Linked DNA regions of Homo sapiens: region 2 is linked to region 1. Evidence: read pairs that join two places in POLR2A ChIA-PET (ENCODE). Cell type or tissue: Panc1. All regions are shown on one strand. Each heading gives the region's core, and the rest is flanking DNA. Links, peaks and the distances in the headings are about the cores only.

Evidence for each region. ChIA-PET counts read pairs that join two places held together with the same protein. Peaks named below come from ENCODE experiments on the same cell type or tissue, not always from the same donor. Only the 100,000 strongest peaks of a DNase experiment are listed, where the experiment ranks them.
Region 2: POLR2A ChIA-PET joins it to region 1 with 9 read pairs; 2 of 35 experiments call an interaction of 5 or more read pairs at or near these places.

Annotation. Positions count from the first base shown.
Region 1 is chr5:72,905,203-72,909,543 of GRCh38, reverse strand. TNPO1 (transportin 1) reads right to left here. Exons shown (of 25, transcript NM_002270.4): 24 at 4,099-4,241; 25 at 1-835. The coding sequence ends at 4,134. Among named protein-coding and RNA genes, the nearest start is that of MIR4804, 29 kb to the right of the region's middle. In Panc1, for the core only: no CTCF peak of the experiment used is centred there; no DNase peak of the experiment used is centred there.
Region 2 is chr5:73,380,367-73,384,754 of GRCh38, reverse strand. No RefSeq gene overlaps it. Among named protein-coding and RNA genes, the nearest start is that of LINC02230, 45 kb to the right of the region's middle. In Panc1, for the core only: no CTCF peak of the experiment used is centred there; no DNase peak of the experiment used is centred there; H3K27ac peaks cover 961 bases.

The sequences.
Region 1 (4,341 bases), core at 342-4,341:
CTGAACCTTAAACTGCACTTTAAAAAGTAACATCTTGGCCTAGAAATTAAATCTAATGAAGTATAATCATCAAATTATATCCGCTACATTAATGTTCAATGCAAAATTAAGATGTCATCTTTAGTTTGATATGCCCAACCCCATTTATTCCTCCCTCCCTGCCCACCCCAAAAAAGGTAAAAGGAGTGACTCATTTGGCATTTCACAGGGTGCTTCATTGTTTATGTTTGTTTTGTTTTATTTCCAACTTTTTTGGGGTACCTTAAATTGTAACTTCCAAGAACCTGCTTCTACTACGGGAAGGCAAGCTGACTTTTAACTATATTAGTTTTCTTTGTGTAGTTCTTCATCAACATGCAAAACAAGGCCCCATCATGTGGGAAAACTTACATAAAAAAACTTTAAATTAAAAAAAAAAAAAAAGCTTCTTTACTATTTGTAACTCCCATTCTTAGGTTTCCTTTATTGTGCGCTATAGAATTGTTCCTCTTTCTTGTCCCTAGGCATCATTTATATGGTTCTTGTTTTGGTACAATTCCCCATAATATTCCACAATGTACTGTTTTGTGAGTAGACTGAATAGATTTTTTTTTTTTTGCTTCTTCACATCCACTGCGGAGTTGTAACTGGAGACATATTTCCACCCACAAAGGCTCCAGATGTTAAAACGTTTCCCAACATCGACTTAATACAGTGACGGCAACACCTCCCTCCCGCCCCTCCCAGTAGGGTTGGGATTGTACTGTATTCCCTACTGGTTTACCCTTCCCCCCTGTAAAGGGTAACATTTTCCCTGGGTGCAGAGGCTCCCTTATAGTCTCCAAGACTGAAGGACCTATAAGAAAAAGAACAAAAACAATTTTATCTTTAACAATCGTTTGTCTTTCAAAGCCAGTGGAACAAAAAATTAATCAAATAAGAATGCTATCTTTACCTATAAAGAAAATGAGAAATTTGGACAAATTGCCTAATATCGTGTTAGTCACTTATAACCATGCTGCTTCCTTCTCCTATGGCACTGAATTGTTTGCTGCATCAGGTATGAAAAGTGAGGTCAAGCTGGGTAGGAGAGTTGTATAGACAGGTGTACAACACTTTGTATAGTGAAATATGCCTCGTATGATGCTATCAGTCTAATTCTTTATCCCCTTTTGCAAAATGGGACCCAATGGGAACTTGTTATTTCTTATATAACAAGTGGCCTTACTTTCTTAAAAATAAAGTAGCACTTTCTTTAGGACAATCCTTAGAATGAAAACACCATCTTTTTTTCCCCCAGTATTCCCAATATTAAGCAAACAGAAATCCAACCTATCAAAACACAAAAGAGCATTTGTTATTTGGGGTTGTCTGGTATTTTAAGCCTAGAAGGCACTAGAAGTGTTCATTACCACAGCAGGGTCACTACATTCAGTAAGTATCAACAAACAAATTCTACATAAAAAAAGAGAGAGAGAAAAAAGCAAATTTAACATTTATTTATTTATTTTGGAGATAGCACCTTGCTCTGTCACCCAGGCTGGAACGCAGTGGTGTGAATATGGCTCACTGAAGCCCCAACCTCCTGGGCTCAAGCAATCCTCCTGCCCAGTCTCCTGAGTAGCTGGGACCATAGGTACATACCACCATGCCCAGCTCATTTTTTTCTTTTTAATTTTTTTCATAGAGATGGAGATCTCATCATGTTGCCCAGGCAGGTCTCAAACTCCTGGGCTCAAGCAATGCTCCCACCTCAGCCTCCCAAAATGCTAGGATTATAGATGTGGGCCATCACACCCTGCCTACACTTGCCTTCTTGATGTTCCTAATTAGTTCCCATTCTGATCCTATTTCACTTGGTCATTTCCACTATCTTCCAGTCACTTGGTTTTTCTGGTAGGAACTTTTTTCTATGCTAAACAGTTTTAATGATAAAAAGGATATTAAGAAATAAGGTAAGATTACTGGGAGATTTAAACTGTTACCTGATAGTGGTCCTTTTACAAACAGAACTCTACTACCCAATCATGCCAAGTTTTGGCCATTTATGAACGTTCATGTGAATTCACAGAGGGCAGTTAATCCATCTGTGTAGAAATATAAGCAATCCCTTTTCTCCTGCCTCTGAAGAAAAGGAAGAGGAGTACAAAAAGGCAGGAATAAAAGATACTGATCTACTTTTAGCTCTAATTACAAAACCGAGAACTATTTCATACCTTGTCTTAGAACAGTTAATTCATGATTGGTGATGAGACCACAGAGGTAATAAATCTGAAAGTGCTCAAGACTTGTTAGTAGCTCATTGAAGCTTTGAAGCTACAAGTCATTCTCATCTTTTGCATTCTCATAATTTAACATAAGGTGAATCCAGCACTTTTCCAAAATGCCAAAGCCATTTTGGAAAACAGCTCTTGAGGACTCAAGACTGAAGTAGGACAACACATATGAAGGGCTCTGACACATTCTGGAAGCTTTGAGTCCATTTCTACTACCTTCTAGGTTAGACAGCTTGGATGGTGAAATCTTTCCAGATTTAAATTTTAGCTTGGAGTAAACAAGCAAGCAAGCAAGCCAAAAAAACTCCTCCAATTCAATCTAAAGTGTAATTCAACTTGGTGTACATCTTCTGTACATGCTCATTCAGCACATCTTCTGGCTTCCAGTCAGATATGTCTTAATTCATGTTGAAAATCTAAAGATGAATGTCAAAACCCTGATATTTATTGTACTGGCCCAGTTCCTAACCTTTACTGAGTCAACTTAGTGTGCCAGGCAACATACTAAGTTCTGGCATCACATACAGTATAGTATTTAATCCTCAACATAACTCAATGACAAAACCGAAGCTCAGAGATGAGAACTGCTAGTCCCATTTAAGTACAGAAGAGCTCAAGGAGCAAGAGTCCAAATGAATATAGTCCATCCCAAATTAAAACAGAATCTTTCATTGCTTATTTTAAAATATAGTCCTAGGCACTGGGCTCAGTGGCTTACGCCTGTAAATCCCAGCACTTTGGGAGGCCGAGGTGGGTGCATCACAAGGTCAGGAGTTCGAGACCAGCCCGGCCAACATGGTGAAACCCCATCTCTACTAAAAATACAAAAATTAGCCAGGCATGGTGGCATGTGCCTGTAATGCCAGCTACTTGGGAGGCTCGGGCAGGAGAATTGCTTGAACCCAAGAGGCGGAGATTACAGTGAACTCAGATTGCGCCACTGCACTCCAGCCTGGGCGAAAGAGTCTCTGTCTCAAAAAAAAAAAAAAAAAAAAAAAAAAAAAAAAAAAAAAGAAAAAAAAAAGTGATGGGCACATGGTAGGTACTCAGTGAAACATACAGTGAAAAACAAAAACAGTGGGCCAAAACCCAACTGAGTTTTCTTTCAAAGCACGTGAAATGAAAAGTCCTTGTTACAGCAGAGACTATAAATTCATGCTCCAAAATGAAATCAATTTTACCCCATCACTATGAGTGCCGATGTCTTCTTGCAGGAAAAAAGAAAGAAAAAAGGAATAGTTGAAGCAATGTTGAGAAATCCAACCAGTGTACCAACGTGGATTTCTTTATACCTACGATTCAAACTGGAGCTAATCGTTTTTCTGGGCTTGTTGGTTCTATTAAGAAAATTTCTTTAGCCTTCACTTGAGTAATTTTATTTTCTATTTATTTGAGATGGAGTCTTGCTCTGTCCCCTAGGCTGGAGTGCACTGGCAAGATCTTGGCTCACTGCAACCCCCATCTCCCAGGTTCAAACAATATTCCCACCTCAGCCTCCTGAGTAGCAGGGACTACAAAAGCACGTCCCACCACACGTGGCTAATTTTTGTATTTTTAGTAGAGATGGGTTTTCACCATGTTGGCCAGGCTGGTTTCAAACTCCTGACCTCAAATGACCTGCCCACCTTGGCCTCCCCAAGTGCTGGGATTACAGACATGAGCCACCACACCTGGCCCACTTAAGTAATTTTAAATTTAAAGCCCAAGATAGAATGATATGAGGCTATGTTTTATTCAACCTCTATAGAAAACAAATAGCTTTTTATTCTATTTAGTAGTTTGAAATGACAGCCCTAACAAAATTTTCTTCATCCTGAAAATTTCCAAACTTCTTATAACTTACCCCTAATTTTGGGACTGCAGCTTAAGTGTATTAGATTAAACACCATAAAAAGCTGCAAGACGCTCTTTTAAGGGAAGAGGAAACTGGTCAGAGAAACGCCTCCAATTTTCATCGCCAACTTGATTTTTAAATCCATGAAGGATCTGTAAGAGTGAAAAACCATTAATTTATCAATAACAAGAGAAAAATTCAGATCAGCATAGCTTCTGAAATCCAACACAGCTGATTTTTTTATAAATTTTA
Region 2 (4,388 bases), core at 205-4,204, 480 kb before region 1:
ATGTTCTTGTACCATATTATTAAATAATTTTACCTCTCTATTATCTCTGTACTTTCTTTCAGAAATTCAACTTGAATGTTAGGCCTCCTGTATTGATCTAGTTTCCTTATCTTTTTGTTTCTATTTTTTTCCATCTTTTGGTCCTTTTATTCTTTTTTTGAAATATTTCTGTAACTTCATCTGGACTTCAACTTTTACTGAATTTATTTCTACCACATTTTTAATTTCCAAAATTTATTCCTTATTCTCTTAATGTTTCTTTTTTAGAGCATCCTTTTCTTATTTCACGGATACAATCAATAGTTTTTCTCATCTCCTCAAAGATTTTACTTACAGGATTTGTTTGTTTTATGTGTGTTTTTAAAAATTTTCTCTACTTCCTCTTGGTTACTTATTTTTCCATTTTGGTCTTCATCTTTTGTTAAAGAGTTTCCTTAAAATATCTGATGATTTTTCTTCACTTTCTCATATTTTAGTGAAGAGAGCACTTTCCCCCACCTTACTGCCTACTAATAAGGTAAGTTGTAATATTAGAACAGGAAGGAATGCCTATCTTCACTTTACAGATGAGAAACTGAGGCATATGGTATTATATAATCTAGCTAATAAAATGCAGCCAGAGTGTGATGAATGTGAGCTCCAAGTACAATACTGACTCAGTAGGTAAAACTTATCCTTGGCATTGGCCCTCCTCTCTTGTCTTTTTCTCTCTCTCTCCCTCAGTTTGGTTTCAGAAGAAAAATCTATTGACATTTAAAATGAAGCAGGAATTAATGGCAAGGGAAGAGCTGGTACCTCCCCCTAACGTCACTCTAGTTTTCAGCATTTTAGCGGGGACTGTGTTTACTCAAATTAGCTGTGGAATCAACATAGATAACATTTCTTGATCTGGTATTGTGGTGTGAGGCAACACAGACAATTAATATTGGCCACTGTCCCCAGAGGTTTTACATTTTAGAGGAGATGGACTATTTATCTAAAAAGATAATTACATTATAATTTAGTTGCCCTGCACTCCTTGAGATAGCTTAACACCTTAAAGGTAATGACTGCTTGGCATCATAAGCCAACTTCACCCTGTAAGAACACTGAGATTTCAGAGAAGCCAACTTCACCTTCTAAGAACATCGAGATTTCAGAGGAAGATGTGGGCTCAGAGAGGGCAGCCAGGTCTGCAAGAGTTGGAAGTGCCCACAGGACAGTGGGAGGGCCTCTGTGGAGTCCAGGCAAGGGAAATTGATGAGCAAATGTGAGGGGTTATAATAGGTGACTCAGTGCTCTCCTTGCTTAGATCCCCAGAAGAACAGGGGTCAATACCCAAGCCCTCCGCGTCTGAAAGGCAGCAGTCCTTGGAGTAAGTGTGGGGGGCATGCAGGAGTGACACATGATTCAGACTCAACAGTCACACCAGTGTCTTCTAGTTCTTACTTAACCTTCTTGGTTCTCAACAGCAAACCAAGCTGCAGGGAGAGGGCTTTTTCAAGAGCATTGCTCTTCCGACCTTTTGAGTGTTTTTAGATGAAAAGACATTCTTTTAATATACTTGAAAAATCTGGAAGGAATAATATAAATCAATGCCTTAAGCTTTATCAGCTTCAAGTTTAGTCATTTTTCTTGAACTGAATTCCCCACAGCATTTAAAGAGCAGTAAGAAAGCAGAGCCGTCAGCCCCAGGAGCCAGTCTGGGAAGCTTTGTGATAAACTCGCGGGTCGACTTTTATTCAAAACACACACCAAATCCTATTTCAAGTAATCTTTGGCTTCCAACTTGGCACCCAGCAGCTGATTGAAAATGTCTCCTGGGTGTTGACCTTCCAGACAGACCCTTGCCCTGGAAGGAGCCAACCACCATTCTCTGTCCCCACCTTGGTACACACTCACTGGGAGGCTCCTGGATTCTTTGTGGTCAAGAAGCAGGGATTCCCAGGAACACGAACTTGAGCCCCCAAAGCCAGGAAGCCCAGGGCAAAGTAGGGCGCTGCAAGGACACAGAAGGGTCGCCAAGCCCGCAACCCAACGACCCATGTCAAGCACGCCTCGCCCGCTGCTGCTGGATGTTAAATGTGGGGTTTGTGTTGTTTTAATAAAGCAGGACAGACACATTTCTCACATACCAGGTTTCGCTACACCAGGCCTGTTCCCTCTGGAGGCAGCTAAAGTCGAAGCCGAGGGCGGAACCGCGCGGGCCGCGACTCCCGGTCTCCTGGGCTGCGCCCGGCCTTTGCGGCGGCCAGGGACGCGGGCAGCCTCTGCAGTTGTGCGGGAGCCTCTGGAGCGGCCCCGAGCTCATTTTCCACTCGGCTGCTTCCCGGCCGAGCTGTAAACCCAACCTGACGTGGGCTCATTAATTTGGCAGCGACTGGAAGACTGGGCCATGGCGGCGCACCCGGGAGGCCTTTGTGCGCCCGGGGTCAGGTCAGAGGGCAACTGAAACACGGCTGAACCCTGCACGCGGCTCCCAAGCGCGGACAGCGCGGCCGGAGCCGCTTCCTCCGGCCGGACGGCCCCGGTACCCAGCCTCCCTCCCCGCGGCCCCGCCAGCGCGGCTTCCGGCGTCCGGGAGCGCGGTGACCCGGACCCTTCGCAGCCACCGACCGCAGTTCTGCAGTGGGCTTGCTCCGCCCTGTCCTTTCTCCTCTGCCCGCGCCCTGGCACGAGCAGGGACAGTTTCAGGCGAGCTGGGCCGATGACCTCCGAGGCCTCCTGCCTTCGAGATTCAGTCGCTGGGGTTCAGCCCTGCCCTGCCCTGCCCACGCCTCCCAGCAGGCCCGGGGTCTCGCACCAGCCGGGAGGCACCTGGCTGGCCCGGAGCTCAGTGCCTGCCTCGGGCTCGGAGGAGAGGCCCGGGTGCGGCGTGCGGCCTCCCCGCCCGAATGCGCTCTGAGCCAGGCCCGGGCCCAGCAGCCCTGTGGCCTAGACCGTTGGCCCCTCGGGATTTTCCCTGAGGATTTCGGCCGCGCACCTGGGACCCAGGCGCCCGCGAAATCCCTGCGGCCGGGCTTGCGCAATTTTTGCCTGTGGCGCGGGCCTGACCTCGTCGGCCCGGATGGATGGGCGCGCCTCGTCATCGTCTATCTTCTTGCTCCGTGGGGCCCGAGACGGGCATGCGGGAGGAGGAACGCGCACCTCGGGGCGGGGACCGGAGGCTGAGGCGCCGCGGGAGCGCAGGGGCTGCTTCCCAATGTCGGGTAGGGGTGGCAGGCCGAGCCCCAGCGCCCTCCTACACCGGCCTGGCGCTGGAGAGAGCGCCCGCTGGATTTTCTTTCTCTTGTCGTTTTCTCGGCCGGCGGATTCGGACTTCGAAGCACCAGTGCCCGGGTCCCTAGCCCAAAGGTTCTGTCTTTCACAAACGCCTGAACCCCGGCGGCTGGAGGCGAGGTGGGGGCGGGAGGTGGTTCTGCTTTCTGCAAGTGGCCCAGCGCAGATTAATTTTAGCAAGTTTCGCAAAAACAGAGCGGCCTCCTCTGTGCCTTTAGGTGACTTTTGTGACATTTAGCAGCAAAGAAAACTATTTCCTCTGCCATTCAGAGCTAACCACGTGTAATTGGCCCAGAAGTCTGTTGTATTTTGGGGAACTGTTTGCGATACCCCATCTGTTTTCATCTCGCGCTTCAAACGAATCTCTGTTTATTCTTCCGTCGGGGAAATTGGTTTACACGCGCAGTAATTTTGGTGCGACACGAAAATAGTCTCTTGAACTAATGCTACGGGTCCGACAGGCTTTGTGACTGCTAACAACCCTCCATTACATCTGTCAGTAGACTTTTACACAGCCCCAAGGTCGGTCCCAGGTTTATCATCACTATTTGTAAACCAATTGGTCTCCCGTGATGACCGGAGACGCGGACGCCTGAGTCCGAGGAGGAGGTCGAGAGGCCCAGGAGTATTCGGGTCGCAGAGAGCAAAGCCTCGACGGGTCCTGCGATCCGTGGGACACGCCAGGCTGACAATGAGCGGTCCCTAGCAGTTTCCTTCCCCAGCCGCCCTGTCCTGGCGTTTGTGTCTTTTTTCTCCTCACTGTGATCCTGAGCGGTGGGCCTGGCTCCCCAAGTAACAGAGAAAGAGGTGGTCACAAGCCTGGGACCGATGCGTCGCTGACCCGGCGTGTTTTGCAGATCGAAGATGGACCGATGGGCTGGGGGGTGGAGGAGGTGGGGGTGGAGAGAGTGGCGGAGGCCACCTGGCCGCTTGGAGGGCCTCATGGGGACGGTTCGGTACTCCCCCACAGGTCAAGTCCGCTCGAGGACTAGGGGCGTGGAAGGTCAGGTCAGCGGAGTGAAGAGCTGGCAGGACGCAGTCCTGGTGGGTGTTGGTGTCTTTTTGTCTCTCAGCGTTTGTGGGCGCTGGGCAAGGCCCACCGAGAATGGGGAGCCCAGGACTGTAAGGTG